Linked DNA regions of Homo sapiens: region 1 is linked to region 2. Evidence: chromatin contacts called from ENCODE Hi-C or POLR2A ChIA-PET data. All regions are on one chromosome and are shown on one strand. The core of a region is the stretch at or near the end of the contact, and the rest is flanking DNA. Distances in the headings are between cores, read along the strand shown. Region 1 holds the start of CEP152 (centrosomal protein 152). Region 2 holds the start of GOLM2 (golgi membrane protein 2).

Evidence for each region. A loop is a pair of places that touch in the nucleus more often than their neighbours do. ChIA-PET counts read pairs that join two places held with the same protein, here RNA polymerase II (POLR2A). Pooled maps may share reads with other maps.
Region 1: a loop to region 2 is called in a map of CD8-positive, alpha-beta T cell, with 12 times the contacts of the local background. The contact joins the promoter of CEP152 here to the promoter of GOLM2 in region 2. A Hi-C loop is called at or near these places in 1 of 168 maps with a recorded cell type or tissue (CD8-positive, alpha-beta T cell) and 5 of 50 pooled maps. POLR2A ChIA-PET finds 5 or more read pairs at or near these places in 2 of 52 experiments (CD8-positive, alpha-beta memory T cell and activated CD8-positive, alpha-beta T cell).

Annotation. Positions count from the first base shown.
Region 1 is chr15:48,807,257-48,813,775 of GRCh38, reverse strand. CEP152 (centrosomal protein 152) reads left to right here and starts at 2,707. Exons shown (of 27, transcript NM_001194998.2): 1 at 2,707-2,815. It overlaps LOC124903487 (a long non-coding RNA gene), which reads right to left and starts at 3,078. Exons shown (of 2, transcript XR_007064626.1): 1 at 2,969-3,078; 2 at 1,867-2,845. RefSeq lists enhancers at 2,278-2,337, 2,996-3,557, 5,780-6,280 and a silencer at 2,513-2,703.
Region 2 is chr15:44,287,215-44,294,438 of GRCh38, reverse strand. It overlaps GOLM2 (golgi membrane protein 2), which reads right to left and starts at 5,720. Exons shown (of 10, transcript NM_138423.4): 1 at 5,083-5,720. The coding sequence starts at 5,409. RefSeq lists a silencer at 5,444-5,803 and enhancers at 5,614-5,908, 6,304-6,373, 5,755-6,661.

The DNA of each region.
Region 1 (6,519 bases), core at 1,458-3,957, 4.5 Mb before region 2:
GCTTTGACACCAAAAAGGAGGAAAAAGGAGAAATAATGGTTTAGCTTTACCTTTATAAATGCTTGTTAGTGGGAGGGACCCCATCTCATCAACAATGTGACATTTTCTCTTGAAATGTCTCACCCAGCTCATAGGTGTGCCCATTTAAAACATGCAAGGTAAACATCGAGCCAACGTTTCACAAATAATCTTTTGTCCAGCATTTGAGATCTTTGGCAGTTTTACTTTCTTCTCCCACACTTGCCTTTCTTATCCCAGAATGCCTCTGTCTGCTTGTGTTTCTTTGGATGTTAGATTCATTCCTTGTGCACACCATTACCTGACCTCTGTAGAATGCCCTTCCTATTCTCCCAGGCTTAAAGCTCTTCTATGGACCACCTCCTTCCTGCCTTCTTCTCCAGACTTACATCTAAATGTAAGATTCCTGCACTTTTGCTGGTCTGGCCTTTAAATTGCACTCATGCTAATCAACTGACCTGTTGAGCTCTCTCCTTCTCTTCTTCCTTGAACCTGCCTTGATAGATTCATCTTTAGGTGTTCACTTTCCCTAGAATTATTGCCTATTCTACTCTTATTACACTTAGTAAACAATTTTTATTATTATTTATCTTTCTACGTAAGCATCTTGTAACTCAGAGTGTTGGTACCTTGAGCATAGGGGTCCTACCCTGCACCTAGGCCAGGACTTAAACAGGATAGGTGGTCAAAGAAATTTAGTTGAATATATCCATAACTCCACCAAAAACCATTTTTAGAGGCATGGCAGGATGGGAGGTTGATTTATTCTTTATTTTCCCTCTTTGTCACGTATATGCTAGTCTCACTAAAATATTTTGTATGTAGTGATGAGCTCTGGGTTTGGAGATAAAGGACCTGGTTTCAGATTCTGTCTGCCTTGTATTAGCTGTGTAGCCTTGGACAAGTCATTTAATTTATTTTTATGTAAGTTTCTTCAACTGGAAAATGGGTAGGAATACCTGTCCTAACCCCCCACAGTGTTGTAGTGAGAACCAAATGAGATGATGCTTGTGAAAGAATTTACCAATCTGTAAAGCACTGTGTAATGGATTATAAACACTGCCTCCTCATGTGCTTACCCTGACACGTTTTATGCTTTCATCCTTCTAAGAAGCAGTTGTTTGTGCATGGGGATCACCTGGCATTCTTGCTGCAGCACTCCATCATAACCCTCAGCACAGAATGCAACATACAGTTTGCCAATCGACTTCAGTGGGATGTGAAAAGTGAAAAGTGCATTTAATTCTCACTAAGATGCCTTGGCTCAGATTCAACAAATGCCATTTACTTGAAGGCCTTTTATTTGCTTTTTCTGCCTGCCCCCCTGCCAAAATCTTCATCTATTTGTTCATTTATTCATTTACTCATTTAACATAATTGTTTTGAGTGCCTACCAGGGTCATGTTAGACACCCAAGAAGTAAAGTGAGTACTTCAAGATATTCACGTTGTACTGAGTGTAAGACACACAAAAACTTACAGTAGATAAAAGAACTATAATAGGATATATAGGATACACTGTGTACAGAGGTAGGAAAGATCATTTTTGCGAAGTGAGGGAGTGTGTGTCATGAAAGGCTTCAAAGGAGGTGCTAGTCTGTCTTCAAAACTAAGTAGCAGGAGAAGGTAGAGGCGATGCAGGTGAAAGAAACAGCTTTCACAGCAGGTGAAAGAAAAAAAGCGCTCTGGGAACCATTGTTAGCTCAGGCTGTGATTTCGTTCATTCTATTACAGTGGGTTAAATTACCTGTTGTTTGCCAAACCCTATACCAGTTTATGGGGTTACAGGGGTCAGTGTAGGCATCATGGGGGCGGACGGTGAAGTAGCAAAGGAAAACCAGCCACAGTATGAAGAGCCTCGAACAACCATTTTACTCCGTGCCAGTACACATGGGAAAGGGTTGAAAGGATATGTGAACCTGCCGCCACCAATTCCTTGATTATTCACTGGAACCCTTTCAGCCAGAGAAGATAGACACAGTACTGGGCTTTACTGAGGACTGGGTGGCGCTGTCTTTAGGGGCAGGTTAATAATATACACCTAAGTGACAAGAACACTCACACCCGAGGAAATTAGAGTAGTAAATAGACACGTGGAAAAATGTGCCATCTTATCAGTAATTAAAGAAGCAAAAATGTAAACAAAGCGGCACCTAGTAAGGTAGAAGACAAAGCAAAATATCTAAGGCTGTTAAATAATGGGGAAGCAGGCGCCTTAGAAAACAAGGGCAAATGTAAAAAACCTCTAAGGCAAGAGTTCGGTGGGGAATCTGCGGGATTCTGTGTGCTGAAGCGCAGGAGGCACGAGTCACCTTTGCAGTCTCCGGTACCAAACGGGCAAGGGGTCCCCGTAAGACTGCTGCACCCTGGCCGAAGGTAGCGGGTGAAGCGCCTCGGCGTCTCTAGGCAACCGATCAGCCCGCCCACTCCGGGGTGACTTCCTCGTAATTGGCTCTCGAATCCACCAATGGGCGCACAGGGGGAGCTTCCCGCCACCTCTGGCGCCCGCTTTCAAACAGCCGTACTTTGCAACTGCAGGTGGACTTCTCAACCAAGCTTGAGGAAGGCGGAGACTTCTGCCTCCTCGCTCTGCCCTGAGCTGGCACGGCTCCGCCCACCGGGCGAGCTTCTAGTCGGCGATTGAAGGATGCGAGTGCTCCTTAAGGGCCTCCGCCCCGTGAGTTCGGTTGTGACTAGGAAGGAGCTAGTGGACTAGAGCCAGGGTAAGGGGATCTGCTAGAAGTTGGTCTTCCGCCAGGACTAGAGTTTCCTCGCGGTAACAGCCTCCGTGGCCTCCGGTAAGTTCTGATTCACGGGTGAGCTTGGACCTGGGGTTAGAGGAGTTGCGGGGTCCTCGGGATGCTGGCTGAGGGTTCCTGGGGGGGCTGACCTGCCCCCTCCCCAAATCCCGCGGTGGTGGACTGCCCGCATGTTGCGGGCTCAGCTTTTACCTTAACGTGTCATTTAGACCTCTTCATTCCTCCAATATCCTACTTAGAAGTGACATATGGGAAGCCCGCCTCGTTTCCAGGCTGCTGGGGTCGCCCTGAGACCCTACTCTGCGGACCCCGCCTTGGTCACCCTGGCGTCACGCCTGGCTCACAGTAGGTGCTCTGTGCACGTGTGTTGACCGAGTACAAGTGACGCTGGCACCCGAAGCCAGTAGCCCCGGGCATCCTGGGCCCCGTGCGGCTTTGGTCATGTTTGTAGTGCCGTAGCTGACGCCAAACAGTTCCTCAAGGTCATTCGCTCAGCCTGTGGATGCTTATTGTGTATTAGCATTACTCGCTCCGCCCTCTGGGCAACTTGAATCAATTTGTCCAAAGTGCTGTTATTAGCACTGATCACAAGATGTTGTGATCATTTGTTTATATGTCTATTTTCTTTCCCTTCATCGTGTCCTGTTAAACTTTGTAATCTTGAACAGTGCTTGGTAAATTGTCGAATGAATGAATAAGGTGTCTCCACCAGGTGTTGCAAGTCTAAACCGGGCTATGTGCTCTGGCTATTTCCATTCTAGAAGGCGAGTTATGTCAGCAAGTAAGTAGAATTTCCCAACTCCAAGTGCAGTTCTTAGAAACCCCTTTTGTGGGGGTTTATAACCCTTCCTATATCGTAGTCATGAACTTGAGTCTGATTTAAGCCTATTATCACCTTATACCTTCATAGTGCGTGACAATGAACATGCACTCCCTAGACAGGTGAATGCACTCAACTAAAGAGAAGCTGAAGTTGAAGCCATAAGAAAAGCATAAGAAATACAGTCTGAAAGTGCAAAGGAGTGGCCAGCTCCATGGGGGAACAGGCTTGGGAGGGCATCTTGAAGGAGGGTGGCATTTTTGTTCCATAGGAGGTTGCATTATTAGAAGTGACATTTCTCATAGGCTGCACATTCACCTTTTCTCAGATATGCGGAATCCTCTTTATTCCCTAAACCTCTTCGGTAGCTGGCAGACTCCTATTCATCAGTAATAATGTCATAATAGTAATAAAACTACAATGTATTGATTGGTACATAGTGCTAATTACTTTACATGTAGTATCTTGTGAATCCTCAGAATCAATCTTTGAAGTAGGTATTATTTTTACCCCCATTTCTTTAACGTAGAAGCAGAAACAGTTTGCTCAAGATTGCACTGCTGATAAATAGAAGAGCCAGAATTGAGCCCAGGTTGTCTGAATGAGTGCCCTCATTCTTAGAACCACTTATAGCCATATTGTGTCCTTTAAGATTTATTTCTAATCTAAAAGCTCTTTTTTTTCTGTAAAACTTCTCTAAACTATCCTTTCTTCTTAGGAAAAGTAATTTGTGCTTTGTACTTTCATCTACTACGGAATTTATTACAATATGTTATTGTAACTGTTTATATCAGTGGCTCTATCTAAGAGAGGGTGAGCAGAGACAGTGAGCTCCTCATGGCTGGTACCATGTCTTAGGTGCATCTAGGATATGATCTGGAACACAGTGGGTATTCAATAAAATTTTATTGAAGTAATGAATTCGTATAAGGTAACATGCCTATATCATATTCAGTCAACAAATATTTGTTATGTACCCACCATGTGCAAGCAGGCAGATACATTTTAATTCTGCCTTCAGGGTGCTTATAGTTTATTAGATGAAGCAAAAACAATGCTACTTTTGCTTTGTAATCTTTTGTCCAAATACCCATTGCTTTTGTTGCAAGGAGGGCAGAGAAAACAACCGGGGACAACAAAAGGAATGCTGGGTCAGAGCATCCATCTGAGTGTAACAACAAGACATACTTTTTATAGTCTTGTTAAGGGTTCAGAAAAAGTTATCTAGGAAGAAAGTCTACCAGACTGCTATTGAAGAAGAAAACCAAAACATACTGTATACTTAATCTGCATCTTGATTTCTCAAGTGGTCAGCCTTGAGTCAATAGATATAGAAAATTTTCAGTATTTTTACTAGTGGCATAGTATTGACAAATTAATTCAAAATAATTTTACTAGTGTAAATGTTAATTTTCAATATATTAATATTGATAGTTTTCAAGATGGTTTAGCAGTTGATATTTTCACCAGCAACTCATGAGCCATACAAAATACAAAATAGTCACCACTGGGTGATAACAAGTTTTTTTTTTGTTTGTTTGTTTTTTCAATCTAGTGGTTGAAAATGGCATATTGTTTAAATGACACTTCTTTGAAACATCACGAGCTTAAGCATCTTTTCAAACTAATTGATTTACACTTTTTAAAATAAATTGTCATGTCAGTCGCCCAATTTTATATTGGATTGTCTTTTTCTCATTTCTTTGTAATAATTTTATATTGGGACTTTGTCAGGTGCTTTGCAAATTTTTTTTATTCTTATTTTTCTTGACTTTGTTATTGATGTATTTTTTCATATATAATATTTGACTCGTTAATGATGTCTTTTGCCTTAAACAAAATTTTATTTTTTGTGGTTAGGTTTCCATCACATTTTTCTTTATGGCTTTTGGATTTACTATCTTGCTATTTTTTTTTTTTAAAGAAGTCTCTTTTGTTGTTCTGAATATTATACTAAAGTCTCTGGTAGCAGTGATAATGAGTGGTGATTAATAAGTTAAGGTATTAGCTTTTATTTTAAGTCTCATTTAAAATATGTATTACCTTTTTACTATATATATTTTTAACCACATTAAGTTGATCAGGTTTCCCTTTATGTCTGAAATCATTTCTTAAAGTCTTTTATAGTTTATAGTTCTGATAAGGAAAACTTATACCTTCTTCAGTGGGGGAGATTTTGGTCTTTTCAGGTATTTTTAGATGTCTTCTTTAATGACATGTTTTGAATTTAAAATAACATTAAAGATATATACTTTGATATTTTACATTCTCTTTAAAAACAAAACCCTAAGTATTCTCTATCTGAGAAAAAGTAGCTGTCTATTTAAAATATTAGTAGCTACATTTTTAGCAATAGGCTCTTATAAATCTTAATGTTCTTTTTCAATAATCAACATCAGTTGATGGCAGGTTAATAAAGGATGGGAACAAACCTCTCTTCTCTAACTTAATGAAGGAGAAAGTAACCCAAATTCCATATTTCGTCTTGTATTTATATTTGAATGAAAGAAAGGTAGAAGACACAGAATTCAGAAACAGAAAGGATTTTTTCTGCCTGGAGGATTCAGGAATTTCTTTAAGGTCCAGCTTAATTTCATCTCTTTTTTTTTTTTTTTTTTGAGACGGAGTCTCGCTCTGTCGCCCAGGCCGGACTGCGGACTGCAGTGGCGCAATCTCGGCTCACTGCAAGCTCCGCTTCCCGGGTTCACGCCCTTCTCCTTCCTCAGCCTCCCGAGTAGCTGGGACTACAGGCATCTCTTTTAAGGACATAGGATTTAATTGGGCTAGTATTTTCAATATATATAGTGTTCTGTAGAATATTAAGTCTATTTGCATAGTGGAAAAAAATCTAGAGACATGAGATTGTGTGTTTTTCCCTCACCATTTCATGTTACAGGCTTTTTATCATATTCATATCTTCATC
Region 2 (7,224 bases), core at 4,471-6,970:
CTGGCCCAATTTTTGTATTTTTAAGTAGAGATGGGGTTTCACCATGTTAGTCAGGGTGGTCTTGAACTCCTGACCTCAAGAAATCCACTAGCCTCAGCCTCCCAAAGTGTTGGGACTACAGGCGTGAGCCACCGTGCCCAGCTGCAGACCTTGGTTTCTAATGCCATTCTCCAATAAAAGGAACCAAGGTTCCTTGGAGAAATGGTTGACTCTAGGGCTGGAGTAGGAAACGTATAGATAGGCCTAGAGCATCTAAAAGTACCAAAAAGTAAGAAAGGGGTATGTCACAATGAAACTGGGTGTAGGGTATGTGGAAATTCTCTGTACTTTCTGGCACTATAAAAGTAAGAAGGGGATACAGGAGTTAATGAAGGAGCTCTCCAACAGCCAGAGCCAGAACAATTTGAGCAACAAAAAAATAAACTAATATTGGATTATAAGCCAAAGTACAAAATAAATATCCATGAGTCCATACCGATACAAGTAAATTATTAAGTTAATAAATGAGGGAGAAGAGACAAATCTCCTTTGCAGAAGAATTCCATATAGTTTATGTTGATACTCTGTCCTTAAGGAGGAAAAACATAACTACCCACTCATTAAGTGAGGGTGAACATACTTTCTTCCAAAGTGTACAGTATGGAAACAGATTTTTTTTAAGAGTACATTATAGTGGAGAAACCTGACAAGCACTATCTCACGCCAGGTGATAGAGGTTAACATAAGTAGTGATAAATCATTTTGAAAAACATACCCATGTTATGATGTGTTGAGATTGGTACTTTACTTCTGTGGTCTTTGTCCGAAAACCCACAACTCCAGTCTAATCCTGAGAAAAGACTCAGACAATTCCCAATTGAGGGACATTCTATATAAAACACCTAATCAGTAATCCTTAAAATTGTCAAGATTATCAAAAACAAGAAAAGGTCTAAAAAACAAGGAAAGGCTGAAAAGAAGCTTCAGAAGACATAATGTCTAAATGTAACGTAACTCTGGATGAGATCCTGGAATTAAAAAAGGACAGCAGGCGAAAACTGAAGAAATCTGAATAAAGTACGGACTTTCATAATAAGATATCAATACTGGTTCATTAATTGTGACAAATGCATCATACTTATGTTAAGATGTTAATAATAGGGAAGACTGGGTGTGGGGTATATAAAAACTCCCTGTACTATCTTTGCAATAATTTTCCAGATCTAAAACTGTTAAGTGGCCAGGTATGGTAGCTCACACCTGGCACTTTAGAAGGCCAAGGCAGGAGGATCACTTGTTTAGTTTTCCAGATCTAATTTTCCAATAATTTTCCAGATCTAAAACTGTTAAGTGGCCAAGTATGGTGGCTCACACCCAGCACTTTAGAAGGCCAAGGCAGGAGGATCACTTCAGGCCAGGAACTGGAGACCAGCCTGGACAAGATAATAAGACCCTCATCTCTACCAAAAAATAAAAAATTAGACCATCATGGTGGCATGCACCTATAGTCCCAGCTACTTGGGAGGCCGAGGTGGGAGGATCGCTTGAGCCCAGGAGTTTGAGGCTGTAGTAAACTATGATCGCACCACTGCTCTCCAGCCTGGGTGACAGAGCAAGACCCTGTCTCAAAACAAACAAACAACAATAACAATAAAAAAAACCCTGAAAAACTGTTAAGTTTAAAATACAGAGACCAAGACTACCCTTTCTACTAAGCAGCTCAGAGAGTCCTCATTAACCCCAAGAACAGACATTCACAAGCAGCCCAAGAAAGTTGTTATAGCCAGCTCAAAATACAGAAGTGGCACACCAAGTGCTGTGGCACACACCTAGAATCCCAGCACTTTGTGAGCCCAAGGCAAGATCACTTGGAGCCAGGAGTTTGAAAGCAGCCTGGGCAACATAGCAACACCCTATCTCTACAAAACTAAAAAAAGAAAAAACTTTTAAAAATATACAGAACTAGCCGGGTGCGGTGGCTCACGCCTGTAATCTCAGCACTTTGGGAGGCCAAGGCTGGTGGATCACGAGGTCAGGAGATCGAGACCATCTTGGCTAACATGGTGAAACCCCATCTCTACTAAAAATACAAAAAATTAGCCGGGCATGGAGGTGGGCGCCTGTAGTCCCAGCTACTCAGGAGGCTGAAGCAGAGAATGGCGTGAACCCAGGAGGCGGAGCTTGCAGTGAGCCGAGATCACACCACTGTACTCCAGCCTGCTTAACCGAGCGAGACTCTGTCTAAAAAAAAAAAAAAATATATATATATATATATGTATGTATACACATATACACACACAGAACTGACATTCAATAAGAGATACAGTCTTGTGAGCCAGCTGCATAAAATATTAGCCAAACACTTAAAAGTAGTTAAGATACCCAGGGCAATATTTCCCAAACTAGTGGGCTTTGCTATATTATTCTGTGCCATAATAGGTAGGCCATGAAAATAGTAACCTGTGATCAAATAAACTAAACAAGACTGAGTTAAACAAAATTGAATAGCCTTCTTTATTAATGGATTTCTCAGAGCTTTTATATTCCAGCAGGCATTATGAATTCCAAGAGGAGGATACACTAACATTTCCCTCCAAAAAAGGTTTTCATTTTTTTCTCCTCACCACCTAAGAAATATTACAAGAAGGGTATTCTGTTTAACACTACTTTGGGGAATACTGCTCTTATGGGAGAGCAAAGGCTCAATAACAGAGTCCCTTACTAGGTGACTGGAAAGAAAAAATAAATCCAGCAAAGAATATAGTGAAGAAGATAAGACTGGAGAGTCCAGTATAACAGAAGCAAGAAAGAAAATAGTTTCCAAATAGCTAGAGACAATCAACAGGATCAAACTACTGGGAGGTCAAATACAGTAAGAATAAAAATATTCTTTGGTTTTGACTAGGAAGACTGCCATTTGTGACCTTCAAGAGAATAGTTTCAAAAAAGGGGAGGAAAGAAAGATGGCAGACATTTTAAGATTAGGATGGTTATGAAAAAATAGGTAGATGGAACATTTGTAGACCATCAATAATTTGACTTTAGCAATGAAAGTGAAAAAACAAATGGGTTGGTTGGGAGAAAGGAATATACAGATTTTTTTTCCTTTACTGAGAACAGGGGACACCCACATACTGTTGAAGGTAAAAAGTGAAACAAACTGAAAGAGACAGTTCAGTAGAGCTGGGCAAGGTGGTGCACACCTGCAGTCCCAGCTACTCAGAGGCTGAAGCAGGAGGATCACTTGAGCTCAGGATTTCAATGCTATAGTGCATCATGCCTGTGTAACAGCTACTGCACTCCAGCCTGGGCAACACAATGAGACCCTGTCTCTTTAAAAAAAAAAAAAAAAAAAGAGGCTGGGCATGGTGGCTCACACCTGTAATCCCAGCACTTTGGGAGGCTGAGGCGGGCGGATCACCTGAGGTTGGTAGTTCAAGACCAGCCTGACCAACATTGAGAAACCCCTTCTCTACTAAAAATACAAAATTAGCCAGGCGTGGTGGTGCATGCCTGTAATCCCAGCTACTCAGGAGGCTGAAGCAGGAGAATTGCTTGAACCCCGGGGGGGCGGAGGTTGCAGTGAGCTGAGATCACGCCATTGCACTCCTGCCTGGGCAACAAAAACAAAACTCCGTCTCAAAAAACAACAACAACAACAACAACGACAACAACAAAAAGTCCAATGGATGAAAGAATGGAATCAAGAGTATTAATTACAACAAGAGACTTTCCTTTGAGACCAGAGAGAAGAATGTGAATTGTAATGCTCAACCATGCCAAGTAGGAAGACCTTACTTTAATACTCCAAACTTTCATGGATTTCTACCTACTCTGCCCGAGAGTTTTTCAGTCTTTAGAGTTAAGCATGCAGCGCACATATAAATGTACTGATTCCTTGACCCTATCATAGCATGTCTATGTTATGGTGAAGAGGAGGGGGTTATAGGGAAGCACTTAGCTGAGGGCCTTAATCTTCATGAAATAAGAAAGCCAGGTAGAGGCTGTCAACAGGAAAGTTAGAAGCTCACAGACAGTTTAATTCATAATGACTTACCCTTAAGTGATTTTGATATGCAAAGTAAAACTTGTAATTATAATGGGCATTTACACACAAAAATGTGAAGATTACCAAAGAAGTGTATAGAAAGGCATCTACTATCCTGCCCAGAAATTTTCATAACTCTACTATACCTACAGAAGTTGCTAAGTCATAAACTATTAATATAGTTACCAATGAGCTAATGAAAACAAGGATTATTTAGTAGCAAGTATGATTACAGTTCAATTTTAAACTTTTTATATTTAAAACTTTGTATAGTTTTCCATCTGCATAAAACACCAACCCTAATAGCAACTTAGCTATACAAAATTTCATTCTATTTTCTTTCAATGAAGACACTGACATGACATTCCACTGCTTAAAATTTATTTTCAGATTCTAATCTTTTGGCTGATTTCATTAACAATTCAAATTGAGTAGATAATGATGGATCAACTATGTCCAAGACACAAGTGTGTCTCACATATAGCTCGAGGGCCCATCTATCATAACATTTTGATCACAAAAAGGCAGTCATAGCTGATTATTTAGTTATTCAATACATCACCCTATAGAGATTTTAAAAGTCACACAGCTTAAAAAATATATGATGACTACCATAAGTAGAGGAGTCAGAGGCGGCTTCGTTCTTTAAATAACGAAATTAATATTGATCAGTGTGCACGGAATAAAAATGAGACAATAACCACACCAAACCTGGCAGTCGCCAGATTTGTGTGTCTTTGAAGGTAAGGGGGCCACACAGGCCAGATGATTACTACTGCCAACTCACCAGCTGAGCTTAGAGAATAGGCAGCATCTGCACACAGTCCACTCTTGAGAACCAGAATTTACAGTCATTTTTTTCTGGCAGGGACCAGAGAACGTGGCACTGATAAACTGGGAAAAGTCTGACAGAAACAGGGTTGTTGGGGGTGAAAGGAGCCTTCAGGACTGAAATACTGGAAGGCATAAGACAACAGCTAGCGGATTAACATCCCGCCCCAGACCCCGGGGAGAAAAGAAACCATGGGGTTTGAAGAGAAAAGGGTCGTCCTTACCTTGTCATCCTCGCATCTCTTCCCGAGGCCCTCTCTGGCCTGCAGCCGGCTGCTGAGGCGGCCGTAGTCGGCCTCCTTCTGGTCGATCTGTTTCTTGTGCGTGTCCACCAACAGCAAGAGGTCCGAATTGCGCTTTTCCAGCCGCCCGCGGGCCACTTCGGTGCGCTGGACCTGGCCCTGCAGCTCGGCCACCTCCTCCTGAAGCAGGACGTGGCGGGAGGAGATGCTCCAGTAGTTGAAGGCGAGGACGACGATCACCACCAGCAGCACCACCAGCACGAGAGAGGGCAGGCGGCCAGCCCGCCGGTTGGCCCCGAAACCCACCATGGGGCCAAATCGGGCTGTACCCTAGGGGCCTCGCCGCAGACACCTGCAGGCAGAAGCCCAGGCCTCGGCTGGAGTTGCCCGGCGGACACGGCCCCAGGGCCGGCCGAGGGAGGAGGCGGGCTTACCGGTCGGCTGCGAGCCGGAGAAGGGGGCGGGGCCGCAAGCCGCAGGTCCCTCCCCGCCCCCCTCCTCAAATCAGGCCAAAACGCGTTCCGGAGGCTTTGAACCCGACCCTGCACCTGCCCAAGGGAACCGGGAGAACCCAGCTGCCAGCGTCCCCCAAACCCAACACCTCACGGTTGGGAGGCGGGGAAAAAAACCGGAAAGGGGCGGATGTACCCTGGCCCCACCCACTAGCTGGGGCCGGGTCGTCTAGGGGACCATTTCCGAGTTTCCGTCGACACCCCTCTTGTCGCGAGAACGTTGCTTCCTCTCGTCTCTCTCTCTCTCTCTCTCTCTCTCTCTCTCTCTCTCTCTCTCTCTCTCTCTCTCTCGCTCTCTCGCTCTCTCGCTCTCTCGCTCTCTCGCTCTCTCTCGCTCGCTCTCTTTCTCTCTCTCTCTCTCTCTCTCTCTCTCTCTCTCTCTCTCTCTCTCGCTCTCTCTCTCTCTCGCTCGCTCGCTCTCTTTCTCTCTCCCCGCCCAGAGTTTTCTCTGTCGCGTAGGGTGTTGTGTTAATTTTGGCGGTCTCAGATGTCTCAGGTACCTGGGTCGGAGTCCTTTCTGTTGTTATCTACTGGATTCCCTTGATTCAAGGCCTAGGGAGTTCCTGCCCTACACTGGCCCTCGCGAAAATATTTGTCTTTGAGGACGTCTGGGGCTGCGACCGCGGAATAGAAAAAAATAGTAGGTGAGCTGCTGCCAAAAAGGAGCGACTAGAAAGGTTTTGTACTTGCTTCTGTAGAAGGGGAATTTCTCTTTTGTGCTAATGATGTGGAAAGAAAAAACAAAAAGACTGTAAAATAGCGATGCCCTAAACATAATGGAGAAAAGCGGGAGAAACCAAGCTTTAGGACTGAAAGGGGTGGTGCCAGTCTCGTTTCCTAGGTTACTGCTTTCACGAACCGAAAGAATTTCAGAATGTGGCGAGCTCCAATTTTTAAACGCACTGCTGCTTTTGCCTCAGCTGGGCTTCCAAACAGAAAGTCCAGAAGCTGCCCTCGATGAATCGTAACTAATGCACTGTTACTGCCAGCGAACACATTCCGGGTTAGAAATAATAGCTCTAACAAATTGTTTTGCGCGCCTAGTCTCATATTATCTTCTCAACAACGCAATTTTACAGATGAAGAATCCAAGACACATAGATGTTTGGGAACTTTCTCTTATCTGGTTTTAAATAGGCTTGAATCCAGATCATTGAACTCTAAACACCAGTGCTGTCTGCATATAGCAGATTGTTTATATGTTAAGTGTGAATTTCAGTAGTGCAAAAAAAAAAACAAAACCTGCCTCTTTTTTTTTTTTGCATAATTATTTTGTCCGTGCATAGAGAAATAAAAAGGTACTGGCTCTAACCTGTTTAAGGAGAGGATGGGGTTGCCTTATTTTTCAGACCTCAGGTTGAAGAACTTCCATGAGTATAAAACCTCAAGAAGGAAAAACCTTGGTATTTTTTATTCGAATCAGAGTGATATGATTTTGAGGCAGGAAGACTTGTCATCTTAATTATTCTGTGCTTCCTATCCTCAAAAATTATTTCCCTAAGTCCCGTAGTAGCGTAGAATTATTGCATCTTCAAAGAACAATGATTACTCTCTCAGATGCAGTACAGAAAACCACCACCAAAATTATTAATACTTGGTTCACATCAGAAGT